Linked DNA regions of Mus musculus: region 1 is linked to region 2. Evidence: chromatin loops called from intact Hi-C (ENCODE). Cell type or tissue: heart. All regions are shown on one strand. Links, peaks and the distances in the headings refer to the core of each region. The heading gives the core; the rest is flanking DNA.

Region 1 (16,432 bases), core at 5,058-13,057, 200 kb after region 2:
TTGAAGAAATAGTTGATAGGTTTTAGTAATCATTTCCAATAAAACACTGGAGTAATTAAGATTTTTGATTATATTAGAATTAACTCGTCCTTATCAAGATGCCATAGACTAATTGGACATATAATCCAGGGTCAGAGAAGAAGTTTGCAATGTGAAAAATATTTTTTTTCATACCTAAGATTTAAAAGCACACACACAAGTCAGTATATTAAGAAAGAAAGAAAGAAAGAAAGAAAGAAAGAAAGAGAGAGAGAGAGAAAGGAAGAAAGAAAGGAAAAGAAAAGAAAAGAAAAGAATTGAACAGGTTGTAGGGGGTGCCAGCCAGCCCTAACCTGATAGCACTGTATTATTGCCCACTCTAGTGACACTTACTCTCGAGTGCTCGGACCCGTATAATAATTTATAATTAATTCCCTTGTGATGGCTAAAGAAACTTACTGTGGTACCAGGCATCCCGAGGGCCGTTGACCCTTGCTCTGGAATTCCTGAGATTGGAGAGGCCTGCAGGAGAGATAAGAACGGGCAGAGGTGCTCCTGTGGGGAGGATGGAGCTGCTGGCTTTCTGTGTTTGTGAACTCACTAGCTCTGAGAACGGGATGAAGTGGTCTCTTTTAAATTTCTGTACATTGGGAAAGAAAAACAAACTGAGAGGAATGATATTTATTTTGTACCCAGATCCCAATTGCTCGGTTTTTACTAACGAAGACTCCCGAGCCAGATGCTGAGGTGAAAGCTTGCTGGCTCAGAGGCACGGAAAGCCCCCAGGAAAGCCCCCAGTGGGCCCTCCTCCTCAGCAGGTGACCCACTGGAAATGCGCCCTCGCACCGGGTCTCAAACAACCTCCTTCCAACAGAACATCTCTCCTGTCTACTTCCTGTGCATCTCTATCCGTCCTCCTTACTATATATATATATATTTTTTTTTTCTTAATTAGCCTATGTCTACTTCCTATTACCTGGCCTAGACTTTCCAGAAATTTATTTAGCATAAACTTTAATTACAGGGAGGGATGGCTCCACTCTTGGGCTTGGATACAATGCTATACAGGGTATTAGAGGGTTTGACTGCCTGCATGGCTGGCAAGCAGCCAGATGGTACAACAGACACAGAAACTCAAGTTTATGGGGTGAAAAGGGAGAGGGGAAGGGAGATAAGAACCCTTCTCCATTCCTTGGGTTCTGCTAGGGCACCATTTCCTCTTAAAATACTTGTTGCTCAAGGTTTGCCTTCTGTCACCCATCTTTTTGTGGTTTTTGATGCAGGGGCCAGCATGCTGCAGTGTGGCCTTGTGTGCGTTTTGTATCTTCTTACTCAAGCTGCTGGCTGCCCCAGGCTTATGCCTCCTAAACCAAACGTCAAGAACTTAATCTTTGCTTCAGGCTCAGTATATTTATTTATTTTTTTAGAGGATTCATACTAAGGTAGTTATGATTTTGCCATAGAGTGAACCTTTCACATTTGACAAAGGAGGAATCTGTTAGAACCTTCATCGTAGCCTTTGTGTAAAGAGTGAAGAATTATAAACTGTTCGGCATTACTGTGTTTGGTTTTTATACACAGATAACATAGCTCTTGAAAACAGAAAACAAAGGCCTGGAGCTGAAAGGAAATAAAACTGTAATTCATGTAATGTATGTCAAATAGCCCAAAGAGTTGTTTGTGAGCTTTGAAACCTGGGGCTGAGAACATAGCAGAACAGACCAGGACATGCCTGGGCAGGCCCATCGCCTCCCTATCTCCCACCCCTCTGACCTAAGTTAAATGTTACAGGCTGCTGATGTTTAAATGGACCAATCATGTGAAACCGCGCCAATTCCTCCCCCAGCCCCACTCCTTTTCTATAAAAACCCCTAGCTTCCAAGCCTCGTGGTCGAATCCACTGTCTCCTGTTGTGTGAGATACGTTTCGACCCGGAGCTCCGCCATTAAAATACCTCTTGTTGTTACATCAAGGTGTTGTGTTCTATTCGTGATTCTTGGGTGCACGCCGAATCGGGAGCTGAGTGGGGGTTTCCCCACTGAGTTCTTTCAGAGCCAAATATGTAACAAAAAAAAAGTGTTTTTTGTTTTTGTTTTTAAGTAAACGTTGAAATGTCAGAAACCCCATATTGCACGATGATTTAGTAAAGCTTTCTTTCTTTCTTCCTTCCTTCCTTCCTTCCTTCCTTCCTTCCTTCCTTCCTTCCTTCCTTCCTTCCTTCCTTCCTTCCTTTCTTTCTTTCTTTCTTTCTTTCTTTCTTTCTTTCTTTCTTTCTTTCTTTCTTTCTTTCTTTCTTTCTTTTTGGTTTTTCGAGACAGGGTTTCTCTGTGTAGCTCTGGCTGTCCTGGAACTCACTCTGTAGACCAGGCTGGCATCGAACTCAGAAATCTGCCTTCCTCTGCCTCCCAAGTGCTGGGATTAAAGGCTTGCGCCACCATGCCCGGCTATTTTCTTTATTCTGTTAGATAAAAGTTTTTTTTTTTTTAAAAAAGATTTGCTTTACGTAGGTTGGTGTCTCTGTGTAACTTTGTTAAGTGTGTGCAGGTGCAGGTGGAAGCCAGAATCCTCCTGGAGCCGGGGCTTCCGGTATCTGAGAGGTCTGGGAAATGAACTCTCCTCTCCGAAAGAGCAGCAGGTTTAAGACTCTGGTGAGCCTTAGCTTACCAGGGACTCCCAGAGTGCATGGCGCAGAGTCGGGAATCTGTGCAAAAAGCAAGAAAAATTTATTGTTCCAACTTGTTGGGGTTGCCCTGCACATGGGGAGAAAGAACGACCCTGTGCAGCCTTTATACAGTTCTCTATGCAGCAGCCATTTGGCACAATGTGATTGGCAGGACAGTGTGACCTTTAAACTGATTGATCTATAAGGAATGAGGTAGGTGGCCAAGGGTCGCAAAATGTGTCCACCAGCTCTGGGCCTCCCCTACCTGCAGGTGGCAGGTGGCTGGTCCCTCCTTCCTGTGGTCTGAGGAATGTACCTAGCTCCTCCCTTCCAGAGGGGAGGGCTGCCTATAGTCTTCATGACCTTTCTGTTCCAGGAGGTGGAATTTTCTAAAGTTCCTGAGCCGACTTCTTCACAGGCACTCTCGACTGCAGAGATATCTTGCTGGCCCCATCTATAGAGAGCTTATAAACATAAATGTAATCATGTAACTAACTCATATATAAATAGATGAGGTCTGAGTGTAAGGGTTTTCTGGAGGGAGAAGCACGTGTTTCAAGATAGTGTCAGATGGCAGAGGCAGAAGGAATCAAAAAAATGGGGGCTTTTGTGGGTTACAGGGTGAGTTCAAAGCCAGCTTGCTACATGACTTAGCAAGACTTTGCTTCAAAATTAAAATAAAAAGGGCTAGGGATGAAGTTTAGTGCCAGAGTGATTGGCTCCCATGTGGGAGGTCCTGGGCTCCTGGTGAGTGGGGAAATGGGGTGTTTTCCCCCCTCCCTCCCTCCCTCCCTCCCTCCCTCCCTCCCTCCCTCCCTCCCTCCCTCCCTCCCTCTCTCCTTCCCTCCCTCCCTCTTTCCAGTGTTTCTAGTAGCCCAGTCTGGTCTCCAAGTTGCTATGTACTAAAAACGATCTTGAATTTCTGATCCCCCTTTCCTATATATCTTAGTGCTGGGAGTACAGTATGTGCCACTGTGCCCAGTTTATGTGGTGCTGGGGATCGAACCCTTGTACAGGCTGCACACTCACTCTACCAATTGAGATAAAGTCAGAAACCAATAGTCTTTAGGGAGAGGGGAAGGGAGGAGAGGGAAGAGGAGAGGAGGGGCTTTGAGAACGTCAGTAATGCTTCACTTTTTAATTGTCTTTCCGGACAGGGGTTCTCTGTGTAGCCCTGGCTAATCCTGGAACTTCTGTAAAGTCCAGTTAACCTGTAAGCCCTAGCTGCCCAGGAACCAGGTCATTTCCTTGAATGCTGGGAATTGTAGTTCTTGGGAAATAACACCTCATGTCCGTATACGCCCCTGTAACATCAGGCTCGAGGCCATTCTCAGGTGGGAAAATTTGAGTAACAGCCCTGACCAAAGTCCATCTATTGATCAGTATGTACTACTTAATAATAAAGCTTGCTTCAAATTTGGCCCAAAATGCTACAGTTGGTTTTTGTGGTGAACCTCTGGATCAACACCTCCAACTCAGAGATCCCCCTGCCTCTGCCTCCGAGGGCTGGGATTGAAGGCATGCGCCACCACTGCCTGGGAGATGCTTTCCGTCTTTTACCTTAGCTGCATAGTGGAGCTGTTCCATATAGTGCAGAGAAGAACCTGTGACAGCTACATTATTTATTTATTTTTATTTTGTATGAGTGAGTTTGATAAGTCTATAGCCAAAGGAAAAGGATAAGTAGTGTTAGATAGATAGGCAGTAAACCATCATCAAATCAGGTGCTCAAAAATACCCAGAAGAAATTAACTGGAAAAACCCCACTAAGGTAGCCTGCTGTTCGTGATGGAGGCAGGTTTGACAGAACAGGGTGTTTTCCTCCACGGGGCTTCCAAGCAAAAGAACAAATAATTGCAGGAAGGTGATGTCATCAAATAAGGTGCTCACAGCATCCAAAAGAAACTGGGGAGGTTGAGGTATCAGCTGGAGTTCCAGGTTGAGCTTTCTTTCTTTGGGCAAACGACCCAACCCCCACCTCCTCCACCATCTTTCTATAGCGGGATGAATAACAGCGGCCCGTGTAGGAAAGGGTTCATCTTCCGGTTCTCAGGGGCACCGTGTTTTCACTTTGGGGCTGTTTTGCTGCTCTCTGCCTCCATGTCACAGAGTTAACAGAACCAGATCATCCTTCAGAGAAGGGGCATTGAAGGACACTCGGAGACTCTGAAAACCCTACTTCAAGAGTCGGGTTCACAGTGAGCTTGAACAATTTTCCATGAAGCATCTCACAGGTACAGAGGTTGGGGAAGGGATTTACTGATTTCTCTCCCTCTCCAGACTCAAGGCCCTCTCTTCTTGCTTAGCTTGTGTCTTGGGCGGAAGGGAGAGGCTGGCCTATTTCAGTGCATTAGTGAGCTTGTTTGCTTGCTGGATTCTGATTAGATCCAGTTATTGGGGAGCGTCCAAGGGACATGGGGTGAGGGTGGGCGTGGACTGGAGGAAAAGAAAGCTGGGGCAGCATTCTTAAGTTTCTAGTTTGCTTAGTTTTGAAATATTTCCGTAGTCTACATAAGTATGCAGAAAATACCGCAGGTACACATGGTGGTTGGCCTGCAATGTGGTGTGTAGATGTGCTGACTTGGCAGAAGAGAGCAGGAAGGAGAGAGACTCAGACACAGACGGGAAGACAGAGCCTTTTCCAAAGGGATGAAGGAAGGAATTTCCAAGCCTTGTCTTTTCCTCTCACCCTCCTTTTGTTTGTTTCTTTAAAAACTAAACATGTATTTTATTTTTTTTAAAGATTTATTTATTATATGTAAGTACACTGTAGCTGTCTTCAGACACTCCAGAAGAAAGAGTCAGATCTCATTATGGATGGTTGTGAGCCACCATGTGGTTGCTGGGATTTGAACTCAGGACCTTCAGAAAAGCAGTCAGTGCTCTTAACTGCTGAGCCATCTCTCCAGCCCCGTATTTTATTTTTTAATTTGTGTGTGTGTGTGTGTGTGTGTGTGTGTGTGTGTGTGTGTGTGCACGCGTGCACACACATGTGCGTGTGTGTAGATGTCCGAGGAGGTCAGATGAAGGCATCAGATCCTTTAGAACTGGAGTTACAGGCATTTGTGAAACACTGGTGCTGGGATTTGAACTCAGGTCCTATGAAAGAGCAGTACTTGCTCTCAAATGATGTGCTATCTCTCCAGTCCTGTTGCTTCTCTTCTCTTCTCTTCTCTTCTCTTCTCTTCTCTTCTCTTCTCTTCTCTTCTCTTCTCTTCTCTTCTCTTCTCTTCTCTTCTCTTCTCTTCTCTTCTCTTCTCTTCTCTTCTCTTCTCTTCTCTTCTCTTCTCTTCTCTTCTTTTGACATAGGGTTTTATGTAGTCCAGGGTAGCCTCAAACCATATATATATGTATGTGTATATACACACATACACATACATATATAAATATGCATATATATTTCTTGAGGATGACCTTGACATCTAATCCTCCAGCCTTCACTTACAAGAGTATGCCATCTTGGTCAGTATGATGCTGGAGATCAAACTTGAGCTTTGGACATGCTAACAAGCACTGTTGAGCAAAGTATATCCAAGTGCCCCTCCCTGCACGCCCCCCCCCAACACCATCCCTGCCCCACAATTGTTTTTAAGAGCTAGCATCCAAAGGGCTAAGGAGTGGAGTCGTTCCAACCCTCTCATGGGTACAAAGGGCTAGAGTGAAATTTCAAAGACCAAACAAGAAGAACAGGTCAAACTGGGCCGCCAGTCTGTAGGGCGGGCATCAGAACTTTACTGCAGCTGAAGTCTGGGAGTCATAAAGGAGCAGGTTGGGCCAGAGTGGGCAGCAGCAGCAGCTGGAGTGAGCTTAGTGGGAGGGAGGCAGGGGAGGTAGGAACGGAGGTGTAGGTGGTGGTGTTTCATTTAATCTTGAAGCCATTAGCCAGTGGTTCTCAACCTCTGTCGTGACACCTTTGGGGGCTGAATGACTCTCACAGGGGTCACATAACAGATATACAGAATATTAGATACTTACATCATGATTCATAACAGTAGCAAAGTTTACAGTTATAAAGGTAGCAACAAAAATAATTTGGTGGCTGGCTTAGCACAGCGTGCTGAACTGTATTACTGGGCCACCATTGGGGCAACCTTCCTCAAATTGTATGAAGGTGTGCCCTTGTATTTTCAATGCTTAATTGTCTACTGGAAGAGAGCTGAGTGCCCACAGGATTTTGGTATTGTCACTTCTTCCCATCTCCAGGTTTTCTATTGTGTCTTCTTCACCTGTCTAAAGGCAACCTTAGAGATGTATCAGGCATTGTCTCACCTGTGATTGGTTACAATAAAGATCTGACAGCAAATAGCTGGAACAGAAAGTACAAAGGTGGAATTTCCAGACAGAGAGTGTCGCCGGGAGAGGCGAGCTGAAGCAAGAGATTCGGAGGCCGACCCAGAAGGGAGCAGGGAAGTATAGAGCAAGCCATGAGGCAGGTCCCAGGCTAGAAGAGTGAGGTTAAGTTTAAATGGTAGCTGGGAGACTGCCCCAGCAAAGGGCCTAAGCTCTAAACTGTATAAAAGTCTGTGTGTGGTAATTCACACCGCTGGTGGTCGGAGAAGGTTGCAGCATTAGGAAGGTTGAGAAGTCTGCTACCACACTTTCAATCTTGAAATGCATTTTCCCCTGAACACATTCGCTGTGATTAAGACAAGAACCCAAAGGAAACAAACCCAAGAGAATTGTTACAACGTTTCTTTCTCAACCCCGCCCATCCCCAACCCATTTTCATCCTGTCGCCATTTGTTTTTCATTCTGCAATGCAAATATGATCATGATCAGCTCTCTCACATCTGGAAGAACATCTCAACTCTTCTTGCTCAGTGAGGCATCTTTAAATTTGTTCCGTCTTTGTGACTCTACACTCTCCCCGTCTTCCCTCCTATTCCTGTCACCCTAAGGATGCAGTTTCTGTTAGAGCAGTTTCTCACAGAGACCCTACACATGTCAGAGGATTTATTTGTAGAGGGAGGCTTTCTGTGTGTCCAGGGCGTTTCCTGTCTAGCTGGCTTCAACCACTAGCTACCGCCATTAACACTGCTGCAGTTGTGACAAGCAAATCTTTTTCTAGACACCCCAAAATCTTTTCAGAGTAAAAATTGCCCCTGATTTACTATGGGGGCGGCGGGGGGGCTGGGGGGTACAGTGTGTTATTCCCCAGTTTTTTCTTTTCTCTCCCCCTTCCCTACTCTCCTCCCCATATGCATGCTCATGGGTATACTACAACCTGCACTTCTGCCTCTGTGTGTGTGTGTGTGTGTGTGTGTGTGTGTGTGTGTGTGTGTGTGTGTGTGTGTGTAGGTCCGGCCACTTTGGATGTAGTCCTTGCCTTTCACCTTGTTCTAGGCAGGATCCACTGTTTTGTATGCCAAGCTGGCTGACCCTGGGACCTATGGCTTTACCTGAGCTCAGATCCTGCATTTATCTGCTGAGCTGTCTCTATAGCCCATCTGTCTCCATCACCCATCACCACAGGGTGATGTTTCCACTGTGATCAGCCCCACAAACATGGTCTCCGCTCAGCCCTCTGTGACTCTGTGGAGGTGGCAAGCTGCCTGCAGGAACACAGCATGGTGCCTTATTCAACCATATTCTCATGTATTACTTGTCTCCAAGTTAGACTGAGAAATCAGGCCTTCACACTGTCGTGGTTTGGTGTTCCCATTTTACGTGCTATCCTGTGTCCTTAGCTAAAGCTGGCCTCCAGTACTGACAATATCTCTATGTACATTTTAAAAACTTCACAATTTTGAATATTATTAAAACAATTTAAAAATGACATTTAAGAGCTGGAGAGATAGCTCAGTGGGTAAGAGCACTGACTGCTGTTCTGAAAATCCTGAGTTCAATTCCCAGCAACCACATGGTGGCTCACAACCACCCTTAATAAGATCTCACGCCCTCTTCTGGTGTGTCTGAAGACAGCTACAGTGGACTTATGAATAACAATAAATAAAATTTGGGGCTGGTGCAAGAGGGACTGAGGGAGCAGGGTTGATCTGAGTGAGCAGAGGTCCTAAAAATTCAATTCCCAACAACCACATGAAGACTCACAAACATCTGCACAGCTACAGTGTACTCACCTACATAAAAATAAATGTCTTATTAAAAAAGGACATTTAAGGGTTAACAAGATGGCTCAGCAAGTCAAGGTGCTTGACTCTGCCAACCTGAGCTGTATTCCAGGATCCCACGTGGGTGGAAGGAGAGAACCGATTCCTGCAGGTTGTCCTCTCACCTCCACAATGCACACACACACACACACACACACACACACACACACACACAGGCACACACGGTAAACAAAGTACAAATGACATTTAGAAGCCAATCGATATTTTCTTTTTCAATAGCTGATGTGATATCTGTGATGCCCAGATTCCCTCATTGTCTGGAGCTTGCCAGGTGAGCTAGGCTGGCCAGCTGCTGGGCCCCCAGATCTGCCCATCCCCACCTCACTATTGCTGGCCGCACAAGCAAGCACTGCCACTCTCAGATCTTCGTTGTGGCTTCCGAGTCTAATTCAGGTCCTCATGCTTGCGGGGCAAGCTCTCTTCTGACTGAGTTATCCCCTGAGTTCCCAAAACATGATGCTTTATATGTGGCTTGTGAACAGTTGTTTCTAGTTATTCCACCTGGTATGGTCTTATTAGCCCATCATCATGTGCCCTGGCTGCTTCAAACTCACCATGTAACTGAGGCTGGATTTGAGCTCCTGCCATTCCTGCCTCCACCTCCCAATTGCTGAGACCTCAAGTGTTCGCCAGCATATTTTGCTTCAATGTTAGAATGCAGTTTATAAATTATTTGTACATATCTACAATGGGAGATATTTTGTAGCTTTAATACATATAGGCATTTGACACTACTATATTTGTAGATTATGTATTTGCATTTGATGATATCATCAGGCAACATGGGGCATTTATACTCTTTAAAATGCACAGAACTATATATAGCTACTAAACAGTAAGCTCTGCACGTCATTTACTTAGGACCATCCGTGACTTAAAAGTTGTTATTCTGGTGGCTGGAAAGACAGCTCCGTGGCTAAGGGGACTTGTTCCTGTTCCAGAGGACCCAGATTCAGTTCCCAGCACCCAAGCCCAGCAGCTCAACAGCCTTCTGAGCTCCAGCTCCCGAGGCTCCGAGGTCTTCAGTCTCTGCAGGTGGCTGTGCTCACGCACACTTACCCGCACACAGACACAGATGCATATACGGAATTAAAAGATAATAAAACAAACGGAATCTCTCAAAGTTATTCTGTCTAGGAAGCTTATTGTCTATCAGTGATAACTGTGAAAAATGTTTTTGTACCTTGGATTTCTAAGTGGCAGATGGCTTGCCAATGCTGCCACCTTCTGGATGGCATTGTGCACTGCACCACGCAAGGAAGAATCAAGTAAGTTCTTTATGTCTGAGGTGAGAAATTTCACTCTTTTCATTTTGGAAAGGCATGGGCACTCTTTTTCCTATTTCCCTCATTAAATTCATAGCTATTTGTCACCGTTCCAGCCACCCGCTAGAGTAAGGATGCTGTGCTAACATCGTAGTGTAAACTAGCTGGACTGTCATCATATCCCCCTTCTGGACTTGTGTTCCCTGTTCTCTGTCCTGCTAAATTTATGCCTTGGGAGCGTAGGCTAGCCTATGGGAGGCACATCTATAAGCTTCCGTGTCCTTAACTTCCAGGCAGATGAGGGCGGTGGGAAGCATCAAAACAAGATCAAAAGGAGAGGAGGGATCTGACCTGGCGCATCTCCTCCGTCAGTGCCATTCCTAGGAGGACGCTGGCTCTGTCCATCAAATGAAGGTCACATCTTCCATCAAAAGCCTTTTACTAAATCAGCTTGCTCTCTAGAAAAGCGATAAACTTCCTACTTCTGTCATTAAGAGCCTGAGCCATATGTGATAACAGTCCCACTGGAATGAGAAATGCCCGATACGCTCATGAATCAGAAGGCCCGCTCCCTAGCTGCTGGTGCGGTCGGGAAGGTTCTGGAACCTTGATGATGTGGACCTTGCTGGAGGAGGAGGAGGCATGCCGCTGGGGGTGGGGGATGGGTGGGCTTTGAGGGTTTATAGCCTCTCCACTTCCTGCTCTGCCTCCCTGTTTCCTGTGTGTGGATGAAATGTCAATCTCTATTTCCAGCAACTTCTGTACGGACTTTATTCCCTGGAACCGGAAGCTAAAATAACTCTTTCTTCCTTAAGCTGCTTTTGGCCATGTGATTTTTTTTTTTTTTTTTTAATCACAACAACAGAAAAGTAACTGATGATGAAGACGGTTAGAGGGTGGCCCCCTACGGTCACCTTTTATAATGACCTGTGTAATTAAGTATCCATTAGGCCCCCTGAGAAAAGGGGCCCAAAGAAGTAATGGAAGGGAGGAAGGACTTATTTTGGCTTGCAGGTCTAGGGGATGAAGCCCATACTGTGAAGAAGGCACGGATGCTGGAGGGCTCTGCCCATGGCCATGGGAACCTGAAGCAGCTTGTTTACATCTTGGTCAAACAAGAAGCAGACTCCTAAGGCCTGAATGGGGGTAGGTATAGCTGAAGGACTGCCCCTGGGGGCCTCCCATTTAAAAGATTTTCCAACTCCTCAAAGCAGTACCCCTAAGCAGCTGGGGACCAATAGTTATTCAAACACAGGTCTGTAGAGGGCGCTGTACATAGAAATCAGCACTGTCACAGACCACAGCAATGGGGAAGATGATAACTGTTCCCTCATAGTGCTAGAGTTGTATAGAGAGTGTTCCTTAAATGCCCAGGTGTTGAAGGATTGGGCTCCAGCGTGGTGCTTTTGGGAGGAGGTAGAACCTTTAAGAGAAGGGACCTCGTGGGCTCAAGTCCCAAGAGCTAGTCTTGAGGAGCATGGTGTGGCTTTATGCTAACCCCACACAAGCTAGAGTCATCAGAGAGAAGGAGACCCTGACTGAGAAAATGCCTTCATGAGATCTGGCTATAAGCAAGCTTGTGGAGAATTTTCTTAATTAGTGATTAATGGCAGAGGCCCCAGGCTATTATGGGTACTGTGAGAAAGCAGGCTGGACAAGCCAGTAAGCAGCACCCCTCCATGACCTCTGTATCAGCTCCTGCCTCCAGGTTCCTGCTCTGTTTGAGTTCTTGCCCTCATTCACTGTTTTTGATTTAAAAAAAAATTATCTATTCATTTACCTTATGTATACGAGTACACTGTAGCTGTTTTCAGACACACCATAAGAGGACATCAGATCCTATTACAAATGGTTGTGAGCCACCATGTGGTTGCATGAGGTTGATCTCTGAACCTCTGGAAGAGCAATCATTATTGTTAACCACTGAACTGTCTCTCCAGCCCCTGAATCTTCTTTTTAAATCATTATTTTATGTATGAATGTTTTGCCCATGCCTGAGGAGACTAGAGGAGGATGCTGGATTCCCTTTAAATGAAGATACAGATGGTAGTCAACTCCATGTGGATGCTAGGAATGGACATAGGTCCTCCAGGAGAGCAGCCAATGCTGGTCACTGCTGAGCCATCTCTCCAGCCCCACCTCTTCCTTTAATTTTTTTTTTTTTATGACTGTATGACTGGAGAGGATTTTATGGTACCTGCACATCTCATTGTCTTTATTGTTACTGTTATTGTTCTGTCGTTAACAATGATTCAATGAGGGCTGGTGAGATGGCTCAGCGGGTAAGAACACTCACTGACTGCTCTTCTGAAGGTCCTGAGTTCAAATCCCAGCAACCACATGGTGGCTCACCACCATGCTTAATGAGGTCTGATGCCCTCTTCTGGTGCATCTGAAGACAGCTACAGTGTAGTTATGTACAATAATAAATAAATCTTTGGGCCGGTGCAAGCAGGGACTGAGAGAGCAGGGCTGACCAGAGCAAGTTCAGTACCCAGCAACCACGTGAAGGCTCACAACCATCTGTACAGATACAGTGTACTCATATGCATAAAATAAATAAATAAAATCTTTAAAAAAAAGCCCCACATATGATTCAGTGAACACAGGGTGTGCTCTGGCAAACTGATTTAATTACTTTTGGAGATAGTAGTGGGGTTGCTGGTCTTATGGTCATTCTATTTTTATTCCCTGAGAGTCCCCGGATTGCTTTCACTGATGGGTCTCAGCATTCTCTTCCACAGCGTTTGAGAACTCCTTTGACTCTGCACCCTCGCCAGCACTTGCAGTAATCATTTCGACAATGGTTGTCCTGACTGGGGTTCTGACAGGGACACGGGCTGCATCTGCAGGAAATGCTGACCTTGCCCCGGGCAGATGTCTAATGGGTAACTAAAAGCAAGGTAGAACCTTGCCCCTCTGCCTTCATTTTGTATTTGCTTCTTCTGCTTTAAACTGGGACAAATTCCTGCTCCACTCTCCATGTTAATCATTTAGATAGTGTTTGTCCTCTGCTTCAAGGTTCAACACACCCAGATAAGTACCTAAGGGGGTTTAAAGATTTTTCTGGAACATTCTGAATGCCCTGCTGTAGAATTCCTAGAGGGACATTCCTAGAAGTCTACACTCGTGGCTCAGCACTTTCCAGGAACTGGAGTTTTGCAGGCAGCTCATCCCATGAGGATAATGCACACTTAAGATGGAGCCGTCTTCTAGTGGGAACTGAGTCGTGTCTCCCTCTCAGGATGACAAGGCAGAGGGAAAGACAACATGCAAGGCGAATGGAGATTGCACCCATAGTGCCAGCAACTTCCTTAGCACCAAAAGGAGGTTGCCAGGATGCGAGTGGTGGCTACTGCTCTCGCTGGCAAGGCACTGGAGTGTGCAAGTTTCCTGAGCCCTCGCCTTCGTTCTCTTTGCTCTGAACAAACCCCAGGTCACTCCTGCTGCCCAGGCTACAACCCTTGGACCTGTTTTCCTCCCATGGCGACGCTGACTTTCTTGCCTGTTTTTGAGGTATGTCCTCACGTAGCCTCTCTTGGCCTCAAACTCCCCTCTTCCCATCTGGCTTCTCCCCCCCTCCTCTCTCTCTCTCTCCTCTCTCTTCTCTCTCTCTTTTTCCTCTCTCTCTTCTCTCTTCTCTTTTCTCTCTCTCTCTCTCTCTCTCTCTCTCTCTCTCTCTCTCTCTCTCTCTCTCTCTCCCTCTCTCTCTCTCTCTCTCTCCTCTCTCTCTTCTCTCTCTATCTCTCTCCTCTCTCTCTCTTTCCCCTCAAGGCCTGCTTCAGTCTGGACTCTTGCAAATGCCTCTGGCTGTTCTCCCTCTTATCTACATGAAACCCCTCCTCCTAGGCGTTCCTTGGAGCGGGCACGTCCTCTTTTTCTTTCACCAAGGCACTGTATGCTGGAGATGCATGGCAGAGGAAGCTTCTTGTGAGCCAGGAAGGGTAAGAGAAAGAGAAGTGACTGGTCCCACAATCCTCTTCTAGAGCATGCCCTCTGTGACCTAATAAGCTTTCTCTTAAAGGCTCCCCATCTTCCAGTACCACCCCCCAGGAGCCAAGCCTTTAAAATACATGCATTTGACGCTCTGTGCCACGGAATTCCACCCCGGCCTCCCCCTCGTGATAAAATAAGTGTTCATTTCAACTCCTCGAGTCTCCAATCTCAGTGGCAGGGGAACCCTAGTGATAGGAGAAAAGGCCCACCGGACATTTAGATCTTTGTCTCCAGTCAGAAGTATGAGAAGAAACTGTTAAACCCCCATCTTTTTTTTTTTATCTATTTCTGGCCCCTCTTCTTATCTATCTGCTTGTCAGGAATCTAACTCCTGCTCCCTCTGGGGTGTGGCTGGGGATGTAGCTCAGTTGGCACGGTGCTTTCATAGCAGGCACAGTCCTGGGGTTCCATTCTCAGTGCTGTATGAATAGAGCAGGCAGGACATGCCCATAAGCCCAGCATTGTTGGGGGCGGGGTTGAGAAGTTCTGGGCGGAGCCTCAGGGAGCTCACAGGAGTGTTAGCCTCCTTCAGGGTTTCTTTAGGACCTGACAGGTTGAGGCCCCACATAACAGGGCATTCAATTCTGTTTTCTTTTTTCTTTCCCCCACCCCCCTCGGCCCCCGCTATCTCTTATTCTGTTGTCAATTGGCAATAATCACACCTCGAATAAAACTCATTGGCTATGATACTGCCATTGCACAGAGCTGAGCACTCAATTCTGGACTGACCATGTAAAACTACGATTCCAAAATAAACTTTCTTCTCTGAATTTTAATTTGTTTTAAAAACTTATTTATTTGTCTGTCTGTATGTGAGCGTGTGTGAGCATATGTGTCAAAAGAGGGCATCAAATTCCCTGAGACTGAAGTCGTAAGCAGTTGTGAGGTACTGTGTTGGTGTGGGGAACTGACAATAACTTTCTTTCCGGGAACTTTTCTTTTTCTTTTCTTTTCTTTTCTTTTCTTTTCTTTTCTTTTCTTTTCTTTTCTTTTCTTTTCTTTTCTTTCCTTTCCTTTCCTTTCCTTTCCTTTCCTTTCCTTTCCTTTCCTTTCCTTTCCTTTCCTTTCCTTTCCTTTCCTTTCCTTTTCTTTTCTTTTCTTTTTTCTTTTTTGAAGGAAGGTCTTGAGTATCCTAGGCTATCCCAAGAGTTACTATGTAGCCACAGATGGCAAGCTCTTGATCCTCACACAACATCTTTCAAGTCTTGGCATTAAAGGCATGTGCTACCGTCCAATATTTCATTATATTTTCCTGCCTATATATCATATACACCTTGCTTATATTCATATATATACACACACATATATATACATACACACACATATATACATATATGTAATTTAAATCTAGTCCCTATATATGATAGACTAAACCTTTTACTTTTATAAGTTATTTGCTTCAGGTATTTTACTATAGAAATGGAACGCCGCCTCATACAGAAACCTATTGGTAAGCGCTTTCAAACTAGGTATCAATAATGCCTAAAATAAACAACTCTTCACCAGACCGTCCAGGAAGGCTGTGTCCAGCCACTGTGTTCAGAAGGAGAGGCCGTGTCATGCTCGACACGTGAAGAAGCCGTGTATGTAAATACTGCTGGCAATGATACCGAAAACCTAGACACTCTGTGGGCACCGTGGACTTTATAGAAGCAGGGTTGCTTTCCTTGTTAACCCTTTCCTAACCAGTACCTTCCAGTTTTCTAACGTTCCACATTTTGAGGTCATACTTCATTCTGAGGTGATTTTATTGCCTGTTGGCCTAGCAATTTCAAGGCAAAAAGCACACTTAGTTTCCTCGAATGTGCATGTTGGCCATCTTTGGTCCTTTTAGCTGGTGTTCATGGTGAGAATGGAAGCAAATGTTGCTGAAGGGATAGACTCAAGGAAAGACTTGTGTATCTGCTGCCTGTGACCTCACACATGAGTTTTCTGATTTGAGAGAACGTCATACCCCGTTCCACAGCTTCCGGTGTTTTGTGTGGAGAAAGGAAGGGAATGGTGGTCTGCGTTCAGGATTCCTTGGGCTCAGTGAGACTCCAGGAACAAGTCTGTGCCCTTCGGTCACTTCATTTTGCGTCAGTGTCCTGGCTAGTTTTATGTCTGCTTCATAGAACCTAGGGTCCTTAGAGAACACAGTTCCATAAGTTTAGGCTTCAGGCCTACCTGTAAGGCATTTTCTTAATTCCTCATTGAAGAGCACCAGCCCTGCCTCCAGGTTCCTGCCCTGCTTTGAGTTTCTGTCCTGACTCCGTTTGGTGATGAACAGTGATGTGGAAGCAGAAGCCACATAAAGTCTTTCCTCCCCAACTCTTTGGCCAAGGTGTTTTACGGCAATACGCATCCTCGCTGAGACAAGTTGGTACCGGGATAGTGGGTATTGCTGTGACAGAACTGAC
Region 2 (16,432 bases), core at 4,249-12,248:
TTCTCCCACACCTGACTCCCTCCCAGAGTTCCCATCTCTGCCAGAAGTCCCGCCCATTCTCTCCTCCTTTGCTGCAGGCCATCTGATTTCTAATTAACCAATCAGAAAGTGAGAGAGGGAGTGTTTACAAAATATGATGCAGCCGTAAGAATAATACCAAAGACACAGAGCATTTAAATGATACAAATACAGTCTTCACACAGTGCGCAATAGTATTATCTCAACAATTCAATTTGGTTTTTTAATTCCAAATTACCAGTGTATTGTTACGGGCTTTTTTTTTCTATATCTGAGACAGATACTGCTACGTTTTCCCTTTGAGGTAATAGTGTTAGCAGCAGGGTAAGCAGGCCCTGAGCATAAAACTGTCCTTCATCTTAAATGTTGTGAAGGGGCTTCTAAGGGCTGGTGTGGTTTTTCTCAGTGAAGTCACCGAGGCATGGAAGAGTTCTGGAATATTCTCAGCAATTGAGTTTCTTTCACTGATAGACGTGCTAGTGGTCTAATTCTTGAATCTGTGTCTTTTAAGGAGTTTTTTGTTGTTGTTTGGTTTTTTTCCTGTTCTAAGGTTTTTTTGGTTTTTGTTTTGTTTTGTTTTTTTTTTTTTTAATGAAAGTTAAATGTATTCCCTGGCATTTTGTCATCTGTAGGACGGGTGATGGTGTTCATGGTCCTTCTCATTATCACGCTAGTGTGTGTTGATCTCATGAATTAGTTTCTCGTTGTTTTTCCCCCCAAGAACCAAACCTGTTCTATTCATTTGTTTCCTATTCTTTGTCAGTTTTCTTTATTGTTTCCATTTTATTTTTTCCTTCTACTTACTTTACAAGCTTAGATAGCTGATTTTGATCTATCAAGAGCACATAAAACTATAAACTATCCACGATGTGCTTTCACAGTCCTGTTTGACCCATAGAGTTTAGATGATATATTTGGTCTTAAGCCTGCCATCTTATTACTTAGTTTCTTTATTTCATCTGTCTTGTGTCTATTTTGATATTTAGTTTCTTTATATCATCTGTCTTCTTTCTCCGGTTTCTCTTTATAAGCATTTTAACACAATGGGGCTGGAGAGACGGCTCGGAGGTTGAGAGCACTTGCTCTCACACTTCACTTCAGGTTAATATTTAATTATATGTATAAAAACACAGGTAGGGCTGGGGATGTAGTTCAGTTGGCTTCATGCCTGAAAGCTTTAGGTTCAATCCCCTGCACCACAAACACTGGATGTGGTGGCTTCTGCGGACAACACGAAGTCCTTGGAGAAGGATCAGAAGTTCAAGGCCATGCTCTGCCTTCTTACTGCTCTTACACACAGCCTGGTAACTGCATGAAGTCTCACTCCCAGGAACTCAGGTCATCTTAATTACTTCTCTTTTGACCCTGTCTCCATACACAGGCAGCATCTAAGACAGGAAGTCTCAGGGCTCCAGACTTTTAGTTTTAGGGATCGCAGCCTATGGTGTAATGGGCAGTGAGGACCCTGAGGGAGGGAAGCCTCGTTCTCGTGCTTAGTCAGCGCTGGGTCACTGTCCTGTGCCACCGATGGCCGCTTTCTAGCCCCTTCATAGCAATTCTTAATAGAAATAGCAGAAAGCCCACACCTCTAATGCCAGCATCCAGGAGGCAGAGGCTGGCAGATCCACCTCTGTGAGTTCAAGGCCAGCTTGGTCTACAGAGTGATTTCCAGGAGAGCTAGAGCTACCTAGTAAGACCTTGTCTCAATAAAAAGAAAAAAGAAAAAAGAAAAAGAAACAAGAAATGGGTGGGGCCTAGACCTGCCAAGCACTGTGAGAAGTAGGCCACATTCAAGGCTTAAATTAATTGCTAATAAAGCTTGTTTGTGTTCTGGAAAAAAAGGAAAAGAAAAAAAATTTTTTTCTTTACAATTCCCTACTATGTGCTTGGCTCTGTGACCTGTTGATAACATTTGTCTTATACAGAGTAAAGTAGGTCATTTAATTTCTACCAAACAATCAAAAAAAAATCAATGGTATTTTATTTTGATTCCTTAAAGACAGAAATCGGTTGAGAGAAGTTAACTACGCTATCCGGTCAGATCAAAGCCGTACAACCACACTGAGTCCCGGGTTTGAACACAGTATATCTGACTTTGCTCTTTCCTGATATGGCTCTGTTTGCACTGAACTGTGGTTTGTATTTGTGTGTATCTGGGTGGAGACAGCACTTGCAGACACAATGCCACCAAGAACACACACACATGGTGAGACACACTCAGATTGTCGCAGAAAGCCTCCATTACAGGTAATTAAGCCTGGAGCCTCAGGATCATCATTACTGGGGTCAATTAAAGACACTTTGATGCATTCCAGCTTTGGCCGGCAAGCAAAAGCTCCTCTCAACCCCAGGCTGAATTCATGGTCCATGAATACAAACTACAGAAATGTAATTTCCCTTCAAGTTTCCCAGGGGAGTTTGCTGGAAGCCCACATACAGTGTTACCCCTAGGAGTACATCTTTCTTCTTTAAGTGCCACCATTAGTGTGTGAGATCAGAGGACACTGTGGTATGCTCCGTTCCCTCTGTCCATCTTTTCATGGATTCCAGGGATCAAACTTGGACCAGCAAGTTTGTGTAGCAAGCAGCGTTACCCACTGAGCCTTCTGGCTGGCCACAAAAGGTTTCTTTCTTATTACTAGCTCCTGGGTGATGTTCACATTCGGGGACCAGAGCCCATCCTTGGAGCCACCAGCTGCCTCTGTGGTCCCCAAAGCACAAGCCTTGCAGTAGACACACGTGAAAACACACGTGAAAACACACGTGAAAACACACGTGAAAACACACGTGAAAACACACGTGAAAACGAAATTCAATGCTCCAAGCCCCAGGAGAATTTAGTCAGTGTCCGGGGTCCATAGTGTGGTTACTCGCCTAGGTTTTAAAGTTGTCCCTTTAATAAATGTATGCTGGGAATATTTCAACGAACCATAATTACTGTTACTAATTTCATGTTACCACTTTGATCTCGGAGACTTTGTAAAATCTATACAAATGATTCACAGGTGAGCACAGGGCCAAGTTCCCAGCTTGAATCTGGGGAGGGACGAAGGAAGAATGGAAGGAAGCGGGACACGCATTGCAAAGGATTACAGGCAGATTTTGTAGCACTTGATTCTGGTTTTCTTAGACTCCCTTTTGGGTGTGTTTTATCTCCTTTGGCACCGTCCCAGGATGCGAAGTCTTCTGAGGGACACACCTGTCTTAGTCATCTTCCACCACCTGGCTCGGGGAGTGTCCTCCCTTTCAGCTCCAACAATCCCACCCCCATATTGCTATTCTCCTCAGGCTGAACTGGCCACCCAGTGACCTCCCGACTCCTCCCTGCGTGCGCAGCGCAGCCCCCAGGACTCGCTTTGCTGTTCCTGTTGCAGTCTCCTCATGGTTCGTGTGAATCATTTTCTTTTGCACGACTGTACACCTGTCCCCATCACCCTTGTCAGGGGTGTGCGGCCAGAAAAGAACTGTGTTCCAAGCCTGCCCGATATGATTCCTGACTTGCTGTGTGTGTGTGTGTGTGTGTGTGTGTGTAGGTCAAAGAATGGCTTCCATCCTTCCAGAGTGAGGAGCCCCAAGTGCCATAGATGCATAAACATTATTCACCATTTCTTCTTCAATAAATTTAACAGTTATTTATTGAGCACTTCCGTATGTTAAACCTTTGGCACCTTCTCCTGATGCCGAAATGAACAGGTATGAGTCAATACGACAAAATTCCCTTCCTTAGTAGAGTTTATATACTGAGAAAGAAAAGAAAAAAAAAGCAGATGAATAATAGACCCGGAGAAATTTCTCAGCGGGTAGAGTGCGTCCCACAACTCACATCAAGAACGCTGGGCTTTGTTCAGTTCTGAGCCCCATTTTTTAATGGGGTTATTTGATTTTCTGAAGTCCACCTTCTTGAGTTCTTTATATATGTTGGATATTAGTCCCCTATCTGATTTAGGATAGGTAAAGATCCTTTCCCAATCTGTTGGTGGTCTTTTTGTCCTATTGACGGTGTCTTTTGCCTTGCAGAAACTTTGGAGTTTCATTAGGTCCCATTTGTCAATTCTCGATCTTACAGAGCAAGCCATTGCTGTTCTGTTCAGGAATCTTTCCCCTGTACCCATATCTTCAAGGCTTTTCCCCACTTTCTCCTCTATAAGTTTCAGTGTCTCTGGTTTTATGTGAAGTTCCTTGATCCACTTAGATTGAGGAATACCGAATGGCAGAGAAGCACCTGAAAAAATGCTCAACATCCTTAATCATCAGGGAAATGCAAATCAAAACAACCCTGAGATTCCACCTCACACCAGTCAGAATGGCTAAGATCAAAAATTCAGGTGACAGCAGATGCTGGCGTGGATGTGGAGAAAGAGGAACACTCCTCCATTGTTGGTGGGATTGCAGGCTTGTACAACCACTCTGGAGATCAGTCTGGCGGTTCCTCAGAAAACTGGATATAGTACTACCGGAGGATCCAGCAATACCTCTCCTGGGCATATATCCAGAAGATGCCCCAACTGGTAAGAAGGACACATGCTCCACTATGTTCATAGCAGCCTTATTTATAATAGCCAGAAGCTGGAAGGAACCCAGATGCCCCTCAACAGAGGAATGGATACAGAAGATGTGGTACATCTACACAATGGAGTACTACTCAGCTATTAAAAAGAATGAATTTATGAAATTCCTGGCCAAATGGATGGACCTGGAGGGCATCATCCTGAGTGAGGTAACACATTCACAAAGGAACTCACACAATATGTACTCACTGATAAGTGGATATTAGCCCAAAACCTAAGATACCCAAGATATAAGATACAATTTCCTAAACACATGAAACTCAAGAAAAATGAAGACTGAAGTGTGAACACTATGCCCCTCCTTAGAAGTGGGAGCAAAACACCCTTGGAAGGAGTTACAGAGACAAAGTTTGGAGTTGAGATAAAAGGATGGACCATGTAGACACTACCATATCCGGGGATCCATCCCATAATCAGCTTCCAAATGCTGACACCATTGCATACACTAGCAAGATTATGCTGAAAGGACCCTGATATAGCTGTCTCTTGTCAGAGTATGCCTGGGCCTAGCAAACATAGAAGTGGATGCTCACAGTCGGCTATTGGATGGATCACATGGCCCCCAATGAAGGAGCTAGAGAAAGTACCAAAGAAGCTAAAGGGATCTGCAACCCTATAGGTGGAACAACATTATGAACTAACCAGTACCCCGGAGCTCTTGACTCTAGCTGCATATGCATCAAAAGATGGCCTAGTCGGCCATCACTGGAAAGAGAGGCCCATTGGACACGCAAACTTTATATGCCCCAGTACAGGGGAACGCCAGGGCCATAAAAGGGGAGTGGGTGGGTAGGGGAGAGGGGGTGGGTGGCTATGGGGGACTTTTGGTATAGCATTGCAAATGTAAATGAGCGAAATACCTAATAAAAAATGGAAAAAAAAAAAAAAAAAAAAAGAACGCTGGGCTTGGTGGTGGGCGGGTGTATCCCAGAGCTGGGAGCAGGGGCTGCTGGGTGTAAGCTGCCGGCCTGGATGCCCCAGATTCACTCCGTGGGGCCCGTGTGGAGAGCACTGACTCACTCTGGTTATTCTCCGACCTCCCTGACCCACACGCACGCCACAGCACGCTTGGGCACACACTTTTTTTTTTTTTAACTTTTTATTGATTCTTTGTGAAGTGTCACATTATGCACTCCAATCCCACTCATCTCTCCATCCATCCGCTTCCGCCCTTTACCCACCCACCTTCCCCTCAAACATGAAAACAAAAAGTAAAAAAATAAGAAAAAAAAACTCATGTGGAAGCTTCGGACACATACTCTTATTTATTAATTATTCACTTTACATTCTGATTGCTGCCCCCTCCATCTCCTCTCTCACACAGTCCCTCCCCCATACCCTCTTTCCCTGTCCTCTGAGAGGGTGGGGCTCCCCCGACCCCACCCCCACTCTGGCACATCAAGTCTCTGTAGGGCTAGGCTAACCTCTCCCACTGAGGCAGCCCAGCCAGGGAAACAGAATCCACAGATAAACAACAGTTCTAGGGACAGTCCCCGCTGCAGTTATTGGGAGACCTGCATGAAGACCAAGTTGCACATCTGCTACATATGTGTGGTGTGGACCTGAATCCAACTCAGGTATGCACTTTAGTTGGTGGTTCAGTCTCTGAGAGCCCCAAGAGTTCAAGGGAGTTGACTCTGGTGGTCTTCCTGTGGAGTTCCTGTCCCCTTCAGGGCCCTCAATCTTTTCCCTCTCACACTTCCATAAGAGTCCCAGCTCTGTCCACTGTTTGGCTGTGGGTCTCTGCATCTGTTGCAGTCAGCTGCTGGGTGGAGTCTCTCAGAGGACAGTTATGCTAGGCTCCTGTCTGCAAGCACAACAGAGTATAATTAATAGTGTCAGGGACTGGTGCTTGCCCATGGGATGGGTCTCAAGTTGGGCCGGTCATTGGTTGGCCATTCCCTCAGCCTCTGCTCCATTTCTGTCCCTGCATTTCTTGTTGACAGGAAAAATTTGGGGTAAAAAGTTTTGTGGGTGTATTGGGGTCCCCATCCCTCCACTGGGGGTTCTACCTGGCTACTGGAGGTGGCCACTTAAGGTTCCATGAATCTCAACTAAAGTCACCCTGCCCATAGGCTCCAGGGAGCCTCCCCCATTCCAGGTGTCTGGCACATTCTACAGATGCCCCCCAACCCTGCCAGCCACCAATTTACATTCACTCTCCTGGCCCCCTGGGACTCTCTCCTGTCTCCCCACATCTGATCCTGAACACCCCCATTCCCCTCCCCATCTTTCTCTCACTCAGTTCCTTCCATACCTCTGCCTCCCATGATTATTTTATTCCCTCTTCTAAGTGAGATCCAAGCATCCTGACTTGGACCTTCCTTCTTGTTTAGCTTCGTTGGGACTGTGGGATAGATCCAGGGTATTGTATGACTAATATCCACTTATCAGAGAGTACATAACGTGCGTGTCCTTGTGGGTCTGGGTTACCTCACTCAGGATGATATTTTCTATTTCCATCCATTTGCCTGCAAATTTCACGATGTCCTTGTTTTTAATAGCTGAGTAGTATTCCATTGTGTAGATGTACCACATTTTCTTATTCATTCTTCCATTCTGGCTATTATGAATAAAGCTGCTATGAATAGAGTAGAGCACCTGTCCTTGTGATAGGGTGTAGCATCTTTGAGGTAAATGCATTGTTGATCACAGACTGCTTCCAGTCTCGACGTTTGGGCTCCTTGTGTTTTAGTGAAATCCAGTGTGTGTGTGTGTGTGTGTGTAGTATATGTGTATGTGCATGTCATAACACACATGTGGAGGTCAGGAGTGGGTTTCAGGGACAGAGCTCAGCTTGTCAGGCTTGGCGGCCGGTGCCTTTCCCTGCTTCCTTACTTGGCCCTTATCAAGGTGGGCTTTGTTTACTGAAAAAAGACTGCGTCTTAATCTCAGCAACAAAGTTACCATGGGATGCTATCTGAGGGCGGGCGTTATAGAACGTGGCATTTCTCCTTTTCCCCTTAACTGAGAATGATCTGCCTTCCAGAGCTACCTTTGGGATGGCAGCGAGGTTAGGATCGACAGGAACGACGTTTCCCTTTATGGCCAAGCATGGGGACTTGGTATCCTCCTTTAATGTTTTGCTTGCTGTTTTTAAGCTCGACAATATAGAGTCACCCTCCTCGAGTAGCTTTTGCAACCCAATTCATCACTTTGTTTTTGCTGTTCGAGAACTCTAGGCAGGCTGTATTTTACTACCCTCTGGCTTCTTAAGGACCCTTACTCTGCAATGAGAGGTTCTCAGTCACTCATTTACAAAAGAACGCCTGCCCTCTTGTGTCCAGACAGAGTACTACAGCAAGGAGGGACTTAGCAAACCTGCATTCTACCGGCTAGGATCCTCCTTCTCCAGGGCTCGCCCACAGAGGCCATGCCTGTTTGTTGTTTGAGCACTGCAAAAGGGACTTAGAAATGAATGAGCTGTCCCTGAAACCTGTCCCAACTTCTATCCCATATCCAGCCTGTATCTTCCCAGAAAGGGTACTCACTAAAATTGCGTTCAAGGGTGCGCCATCAAGCCTGCATGCTGGAGTAGGAAATTCACTTTTGCTCCGTAATCCTCTTGTGTAAGCTGACCCAGCCTTGGAGAATCTCCTTCAGTCGGACACTCCTCTTACCTTTGAGATTCTTACTCCGAAACTCCGGACCTTAAACAGGTTGTGAGAGCCGAATGATGTCATCAGCCTCAGGCTGTCAGAGGTGAAGTGCGGATAGCCAGGCTTGGTGTAAGCTGTCCACGTGACTGAAATGCATTCTCGTCTTTCAAGTCCTCTTGCTCCTCGCTTTCGTTTGTTGAGATGGATAAGGGTTTCATGTGGCCCAAGTTGGCCATGACCAGATCTGCTGCTCTCACCTCAGCAGCACTGGGATTCAGAACAGGACCTCCACATCTGGCCAGACTTCGGCTTTATGTCACCCCTCTACCGGACTCCAACCCTGCCTGGCCCATCCCAGGCTCCTAGAAGCTGCACAGTGATACACATCATTGGGGGTGGGGGTTCAACTGTTTCCTGTATGAGTGCCCTTTGTACGCAGACAGAAGGGCATTTGTTTTCATTCTCTGGGGAGGGGGCTGAAAAAAATTCATAAAACTCCTGTTGCTTTAGTCATTAATGTATATGAAAAGGCTAATGTTTTAGGTGTGAAAGGAAGTTGGTATAAAGAAATATGTATATATATATATATATATATATATATATATACACACATAAAAGAGCCATTCACAACGTATATTTATTTAAATATCAGATGTACTCCATAGATACACACAGTTTTACTTTTTAGTTAAGAAACCAAAACCAGGGCCCCCCAGAGACGGCTCAGTGGTTAAGAGCACCTGCTGCTCTTGCAGGGAACCTGGGGTTTGGTTCCCAGCACCTACATGGCAGCTCACAATTGTCTGTAACTCCAAGTTCCAGGAGTTCTGATGCCCTCTTCTGGCCTCCTCAGGCACTGCACATATGTGTTTTATAGTTACATACATATATACAGGCAAACCATTAACACACATAAAATTTTTTAAAAATTTAAATACCCCAAAACTGTAATACTAAGGGCCAACAAGATCACTCATTGGGGGGGGGAAAATGCTTGCTTTGAAATCCTAATGGTCTAAGGTCAGTCCATGGAAAGGTGGGAAGGAAAAACTGTTAGCGTTTCTCCTGTTGTGATAAACACCAGGACCAAAAGCGCCTTGGAGAAGACAGGGCCTTTTTCTGTGCGTAGCCTATAGCCCATCACTGAGACGTCAGGGCAGGAGCTTGAGTCAAGAATGTAGAGAGAGGAACTGAATGAAGCAGAGGCCATAGAGGAGTTCAGCTTACCGGCTTGTTCAGCCTGCTGTCTTATACACACAGGGGACACCAGGCCAGAGATAGCATCAGCCGTGGCTTCTGGGCTTTCTCATGTCAATCAATAATCAAGATGATAACCCCCAGGCTTGCCTACAGGCTGTCTGCCAGAGGCATGTTCTCAACTAAGGTTCCGTCTTCCCAGATACATTCAAGATCGTGGCACGCTGACAAAAAGAAACAAACAAACAAACAACAACCAGGACAAGAAGCAGCTGCACAAAGTTGTTCTTCGCCCTCCAGCTGTGTTGCACACAGTCCATGTATTTGCACACATATACATACGACAATGACCTGCTGAATATAAATAAATAACATAGACAAAATGTTAAGTGATAATAGCATGTGGATAGTAATGCTTAGCTATGCCAAAAAGAACGGGGTTGTTATAAAAAGGTAGACATCTGAGCCTATGTTGGTCGATTCTGTCCTAACGGAGGAGTTTAGACCGGGTAACCTCCAAACACAAGTCTGTTGCCTGCAGGTCTAGACACTGGGAAGTTCAAGGTGAGGGCAATGGCAGGCTGTGAAAGCTCTTTCTTACAGGTGGTGCCTCGCTATGTGTGCACACGGTGGACAGAGCAAGCGCACTCTCTCTGGCCTCTTTCCAGTGCCTAGCCTACCCCTGAGTTCTCAGACATTTCTTTAACACTCTCAGTTGTAGACATCTATCAGTTGCTGACAATGGTCCAGTTGTGTCTGGTCTACCTGTCCACTCTCACCCAGCCCAGACTTCAACATAAGCCTACACTGTCTCCAACATTTAGAAGACTCTGTGAACCAGGGTGTCAAAGCCTACTTTCAAAGCCAGGTTCAGATTTACACATGTAGATTCATCCATGTTTAAAAGTCATAAAGATTCCAATAAAATTCATAAAGAACAGAGAGAAAAGAAGGAGGAGGAGGAAGAGGAGGAGGAATAGGAGGAGAAGGAGAAGGAGAAGAAGAAGAAGAAGAAGAAGAAGAAGAAGAAGAAGAAGAAGAAGAAGAAAAGAAGAAGAAGAAGAAGAAAGAAGAAGAAGAAGAAGAGGAGGAGGAGGAGGAGGAGGAGGAGAAGGAGAAGGAGAAGAAGAAGAAGAAGAAGAAGAAGAAGAAGAAGAAGAAGAAGAGGAAGAAGAAGAAGAGGAGGAAGAAGAGGAAGAAGAAGAGGAAGAAGAAGAAGAGGAAGAAAGAAGAAGAGGAAGAAAGAGGAAGAAATATGGGTACACTGTACTGTGAGCCTTCATGTGGTTGCTGGGAATGGAGGTGGCTCCCTCCGGCCCAAAGATTTATTATTATATCTAAGTACACTGTAGCTGTCTGTTGCCTGCAGGTCTAGACACTGGGAAGTTCAAGGTGAGGGCAATGAAGAGGGCATCAGATCTCATTTCGGATGGTTGTGGGCCACCATGTGGTCGCTGGGAATTGAACTCAGGACCTTCAGAAGAGCAGTCAGCACTCTTAACCACTGAGCCATCTCTCCAGCCTGACATCTAAATTCTTTTTTTTTAAAGATTTATTTATTATTATATGTAAGTACACTGTAGCTGTCTTCAGACACACCAGAAGAGGGCGTCAGATCTCATTATGGATGGTTGTAAGCCACCATGTGGTTGCTGGGATTTGAACTCAGGACCTTCGGAAGAGCAGTCAGTGCTCTTAACCGCTGAGCCATCTCTCCAGCCCCGACATCTAAATTCTTAACTGCCTAGCAAAGGCACACATACACATACACACACCCTCAGATATTCAGGCTTTTTAGACAATCTAGAAGGTTATGGGCTCTACTGGCACCTGTGCACACTGCAGCTTAGTAACTACCAAGTAGCTGGGCCAATGCTGGGAGTGCCTGCTACAGAGCAAAGCAAGCCATAGCTTCTACATTGCCAGACCTACTGTGTATGCGAAGCCCTGTGATGACGGTGGTTGTGTGGGCCATGTAGACATGCAATGACCTGTGATGATGGTGGCTGTGCGGACCGTGTGGGCATGCGATGACCTGTGCGTTTGTCTTCTTCTAGGGTTCTTGGAGTCTCTGGATGACTTTTATATTCTCAGCAGTGGCCTGATATTGCTGCAGACCACAAACAGTGTGTACAATAAAACCCTGCTGAAGCAGGTGGTGCCCAAGACTCTCCTGGCCTGGCAAAGAGTCCGTGTGGCCAACATGATGGCCGAGGGTGGTAAGGAGTGGGCACAGATATTTTCAAAGCACAACTCTGGTAAGTGGTTCTGTACAGCAGTCCTAAGGCCTATGTGCCTATGTCTAGCCTTACAGTTGTTAATCAGTTGACGTTATTAATCACTTAACCAGTTGAGGCATATCCCTGTCGCCTTGTGTCTTCCAACATTTCAGGTACCTACAACAACCAGTACATGGTCCTGGACCTGAAGAAGGTGACCATCAATAGGAGCCTGGACAAAGGCACTCTCTATATTGTGGAGCAAATCCCTACATATGTAGAATACTCCGATCAAACCAATGTCCTAAGAAAAGGTACCTTCTCTTCCTACTCTGTCAGGACTGTGTACCAATACATGTGTGCTGCTTTCATCTATGCTGTTGTGATACCCTGTGGTAGGGGAAAAAGTAAAGTATTGATGGAAAACTCACAATGCCATGCTACAGCTCACCACGGTGGTCGGGTCGAGGCAGGAAGCTGAAGCAGCTAACCATACCACGTCTGAAATCTAGAGCGGAGAGAAAGGGCATGCACACACGTTTACCACTCAGCCAGCTTTCTTGGCTCTTCTTGTAGTCCAGGGCCCAGATCCAGGGTGAGCTACTATGACACCACTTCCAGGTGTCCTCCCAGATCAGCTAAGACAATTGTCCTCCAGACATGCACACACACGCAGGCCAACTTGATCTAAACAATCCCTCCTGGAGATTCTCTGCCAGGTGATCCTAGGTCCTATCAGGTTGAAAGTTAAGACCAGTGCGTCTGATGCAGGATGTGCTGTGTGCGAGTGGCTGGCAGGGCTGGCAGTGACGGGCATCCTGGTAAAGAGTCATCATGCAATGAAGTGAGTGGGCACTTCATTCTCTCATGGGAGGTTGGGATGTCGTCAAGCCTTGTGACCTCTGACCTCTAACAGCTCTAAAGTCGCCTTTTTTCTGGAATTCTGGGGGCTAAATTGTAAGTTCCACTGAGCACATCTGTGGGGTGTTACTCTGACTCAGGCTGGGAAAGCAAAGATGCCAAATTGCTTCTCTCTAGAAACTGGAGCATCATATAGCCCAGAATGGGAAGAGCTGGAATAAAGTCTGAGGTACCAGGCCTGGTAGAACCTAAAGAGGATTCCATTAGTGGGAGGGATCAGAGATGCTGGCTGTGGCCACCAAGGGTATATCCCAGGCAGGTGAAGCTCGGGGATAGAATCTTGGCTTCTCATAGTCTCAGGTAAATGACTCAAACTCTCAAAACCTTACTCTCTTCAAATGCAATCCAGATGCAAACCCACCAATCACCTATTTACTATTAAAATCCTAGAACTCTAATGCCAGAAGTTATTGTTTTGGTACTAAGTTATTTGGTAGAAAAATATGATTCGAACTGAACTAATTTGGTAGGAAAAAGAGCTGCCCCCAAATCTGACAAAATGGGCTTGAACTATATTCTTACAGCCTGTGTCCCCTCCTAAAGACATTACTTACATGCTATTCACCCCCCCCCCACCCCCCAATGACAAATCTCGTGATGATGACTTAAAAGAGGTAGAATTTACTGAGAGTCACTTTCTCAGCCTGTGTTTTCTGGTCAGGAGCATCCTGTCCGACACATATGGTAGAGGAAAACCATCCTCATCACAGTGGTGAGGAAGAAGAGGCACAGGGATAACCCAGGTCAGGGTACGACCTTCGAAGGTGGAGTACATCCTCCATCTAGGCCCATTCTCCTGATAACCCACTTAATCAGTATAGCTGGGACTCATGACGCATGACCTCTTGGTGGCATCACCAGTCAGCGAGCAAGGCTTGAGAATGTGGGGAGAGGGAACTTCACAACTAGATCACACACACACACACACACAAACACACACACACGAGGGAACTTCACAACTAGATCACACACACACACACACACACACACGATAGCATCAATATCTTATACACATATGAGGGGTTCCCCATGAGGACGTATTAACATACCATATGCACACTTCATTGCTATACCAACAGCTACAAAGTGCAGAAACTTGCTTACTTGGCCACTAAGCCTTGGTGAAAATGCAAGTAAGTGGAGCAACTCCTAATTTTTCGCATTGGAATCAATTCACTAAAAGTGACAGGCTTCATCAAGACGTTCTCATTCAAGTCCCTCAGGCCCTTTGACCTCATCCATCTGCCATACTCCTCCCTGGTTCCATCCGTCCACCCTCTTCCTGCTAGCCCCTCCCTCAATTCTACTTTTGCATCTTGTATAGAAAGCACACAGACAGGAACGCAGTCTTTCTGAGTGGCTCATTTCCCTTCACGTGATCATCTTCAGATGCACCCTTCCCTGCAGATGAAATGTTTTTGTGACCGAATAAAGTCTACCGAGTATAAATGTCACATTTTCTTGTTTGTTGTTGAACAGTGGACTAGTTCTATTGGTTAGCTACTATAAACAGTACTACAGTAAACACAGATGCCCAGGGGTCAGTGTGGTATGTTGATTTAAGATGTGAATTCCCAGGCGCTGTATAGCTCGCGCACATCCCTGCAGTTTGTTGAGAAACCTCCATATTGATTCCCATAGTAGCTAGAGTCTCCCTTATTTTAACTGAGGGTTCTATAGGCAATAGTCTGGTGTAATCCAAGATGTTCCTAGAATTGTTTTACATGTCCGGTGCTTAGTGGCTTGAGGTACAGTTTTGGATGATCATGGGTCCTGGGAAATGTGTTCAGTACACAAGATACCACCTGCACCCCATGCCCACTCATTATGGTCACCCCTTCCCTTGTACACATGAAATGGGGCTAAGTGCCTAGGACCTAATTATTCATCCATAAACCCAGCTAGAGCTTGGGTTTCCTGATGCCAGTGCGGTGTCTTCCATCAGTGTGATGAGCATCTGTGGTCCTCTGCAGGACATGCTACTCAGCAGATGGACCTCAGGCGGCTCCCAGTGTGATGAGCATCTGTGGTCCTCTGCGGGGCATCCTACTCAGCAGATGATGGACCTCAGGCAGCTCCCAGAACACTGTATCATCCTTTGCTTTTTTTTTTTGGTCCCTAGAGAGCAAAGCCACTCTCTGGGTTTTAAGATTATACTAACAAGTTGCAGTGAAAACCAAAGGCTTTAGAAGGACCACTGTGACCTGCAGGTTCATTTCCTAAGTAATTACACATGTGGTAATTTTCAAATATAGCAGCACTAAATAACTTTCTTCTTTTGTTCCCCCTCTCTTCCCATCTCCCTCTGTCCAACCCTACCTTTCTCTTCCATTCCACATCAGGATACTGGGCTTCCTATAATATCCCTTTCCACAAAACAATCTACAACTGGAGTGGCTACCCTCTGCTGGTTCACAAGCTGGGCTTGGACTACTCTTATGACTTAGCTCCACGTGCCAAAATCTTCAGGCGTGACCAAGGGAACGTGACGGACATGGCCTCCATGAAATATATCATGCGATACAACAGTACGTAGCACATTTGTTGAGTCACTCTGCAAAACCCCTTCTCTTCCCTGTGAAATAAGAATTGTGTAAGTCCGCCATCTCTGTACGAGAGAGAATTATAAGAAATTACTGAAGTCAATATCGGATACTACTAATGCTGTACACATATGGCTCAACAAATAGAGCCGTTGCTTCCTTTATAAAGCCTCAGAGAGATTTCTGAAAGGCTGGTAGGGTGGCTCAGCAGATGAGGGCACTTTTTGTCAAGCCTACTGACCTGAGTTTGACCCTCTAGACCCACACAGTAGAAGGAGAGAACTGACTTGCACAGCTTTTCTTCTGACCTCCACAAGCACACCATGGTATGCTTATGTGCACACAGCCTTGTTAGCACAGATACAGACACAAAAACTGAATTCTTCATCAACCCGGCCCTGCCTCCTGAGTGTTGGAACCACACCTGGCTCTACAGATTTTATTTTTGCCTGACCCATCACATCCCACTCCCCCTAAAAAGAAAAAACAAGAACACAAACATGTAAAATACAGAAATAATCCACATAGGGCTATCTCCTTAGCATCACCCGGCCTCCTGCTAGCACACCTCCCAAGTACAAAGGCAGCTAAGAATACTCATTAAGTGCTTTCTTTTGGTGAAGACTTTCCAAGCCTAGTTTGTACTTCATCTGTGGAAAGTGGTGAGAGTTACCTTCTCCCTCTCTCTCTTTCTCCTTCTCCATCCCCTCCCCCTTTCCTCTTTGGGGTATGGTTCTTCGGGGCTGCCCCAGGACTGGGGATTTGTACTTCCTAGTGCAATCCTCAAGCGATCTCTGTATCTAGAAGCAGGCTGGGCTGGGGAGGCCAGTGGGATATGCTCTTTAATGACCCAGGCATGGATAGATACAAAATCTTGCTAAGTATATCTCAGAGTAGCCCATATCTCTTCTTCCTCACCACTGTGTCTCCTAGATTATAAAGAGGACCCCTACAGCAAGGGGGATCCCTGCAGTACCATCTGCTGTCGTGAGGACCTGAATGGAGCCAGTCCAAGCCCTGGAGGATGCTATGACACCAAGGTAATAGACACTCTGATGCTTTCCAATTTACTCCTAACAAGGAGTTAGGCCAGAGGCAAGATGTTTTTGTAGCATAACCCAGTTTGTCCAACCACATATTAAATTCAGGAAGCAGCTTTGTATATAACTACACCTGGCTCTACAGATTTTTGGTAGATTCTCAGCATTCATACGCTGGCTAACAACCATCTGAACTCCAATTCTGGGATATCTACTACCCTCTTCAGGCTTCTACTGGTACTGCAGGCTTGGTACACATATATACTCTCATAGACAAATACTCGTTAAATAAAATAAACAAACCACACTCCACCTTAAGAAGGGCGA

Evidence for each region. A loop is a pair of places that touch in the nucleus more often than their neighbours do. Peaks named below come from ENCODE experiments on the same cell type or tissue, not always from the same donor. Only the 100,000 strongest peaks of a DNase experiment are listed, where the experiment ranks them.
Region 1: it touches region 2 in a loop (6-fold over the local background); 10 of 42 quality-filtered maps call a loop at or near these places.

What each region holds. Positions count from the first base shown.
Region 1 is chr6:136,416,120-136,432,551 of GRCm38, reverse strand. It overlaps a transcript of E330021D16Rik not described here. Among named protein-coding and RNA genes, the nearest start is that of E330021D16Rik, 8.8 kb to the right of the region's middle. In heart, for the core only: CTCF peaks have their summits at 10,006 (motif pointing left) and 11,305 (motif pointing right); no DNase peak of the experiment used is centred there; H3K27ac peaks cover 338 bases.
Region 2 is chr6:136,612,410-136,628,841 of GRCm38, reverse strand. Plbd1 (phospholipase B domain containing 1) reads left to right here. Exons shown (of 11, transcript NM_025806.2): 7 at 11,440-11,640; 8 at 11,775-11,915; 9 at 14,865-15,050; 10 at 15,999-16,105. Among named protein-coding and RNA genes, the nearest start is that of Gm40409, 9.5 kb to the left of the region's middle. In heart, for the core only: CTCF peaks have their summits at 7,877 (motif pointing left) and 9,011 (motif pointing left); a DNase peak (open chromatin) is centred at 7,911; H3K4me3 peaks cover 635 bases.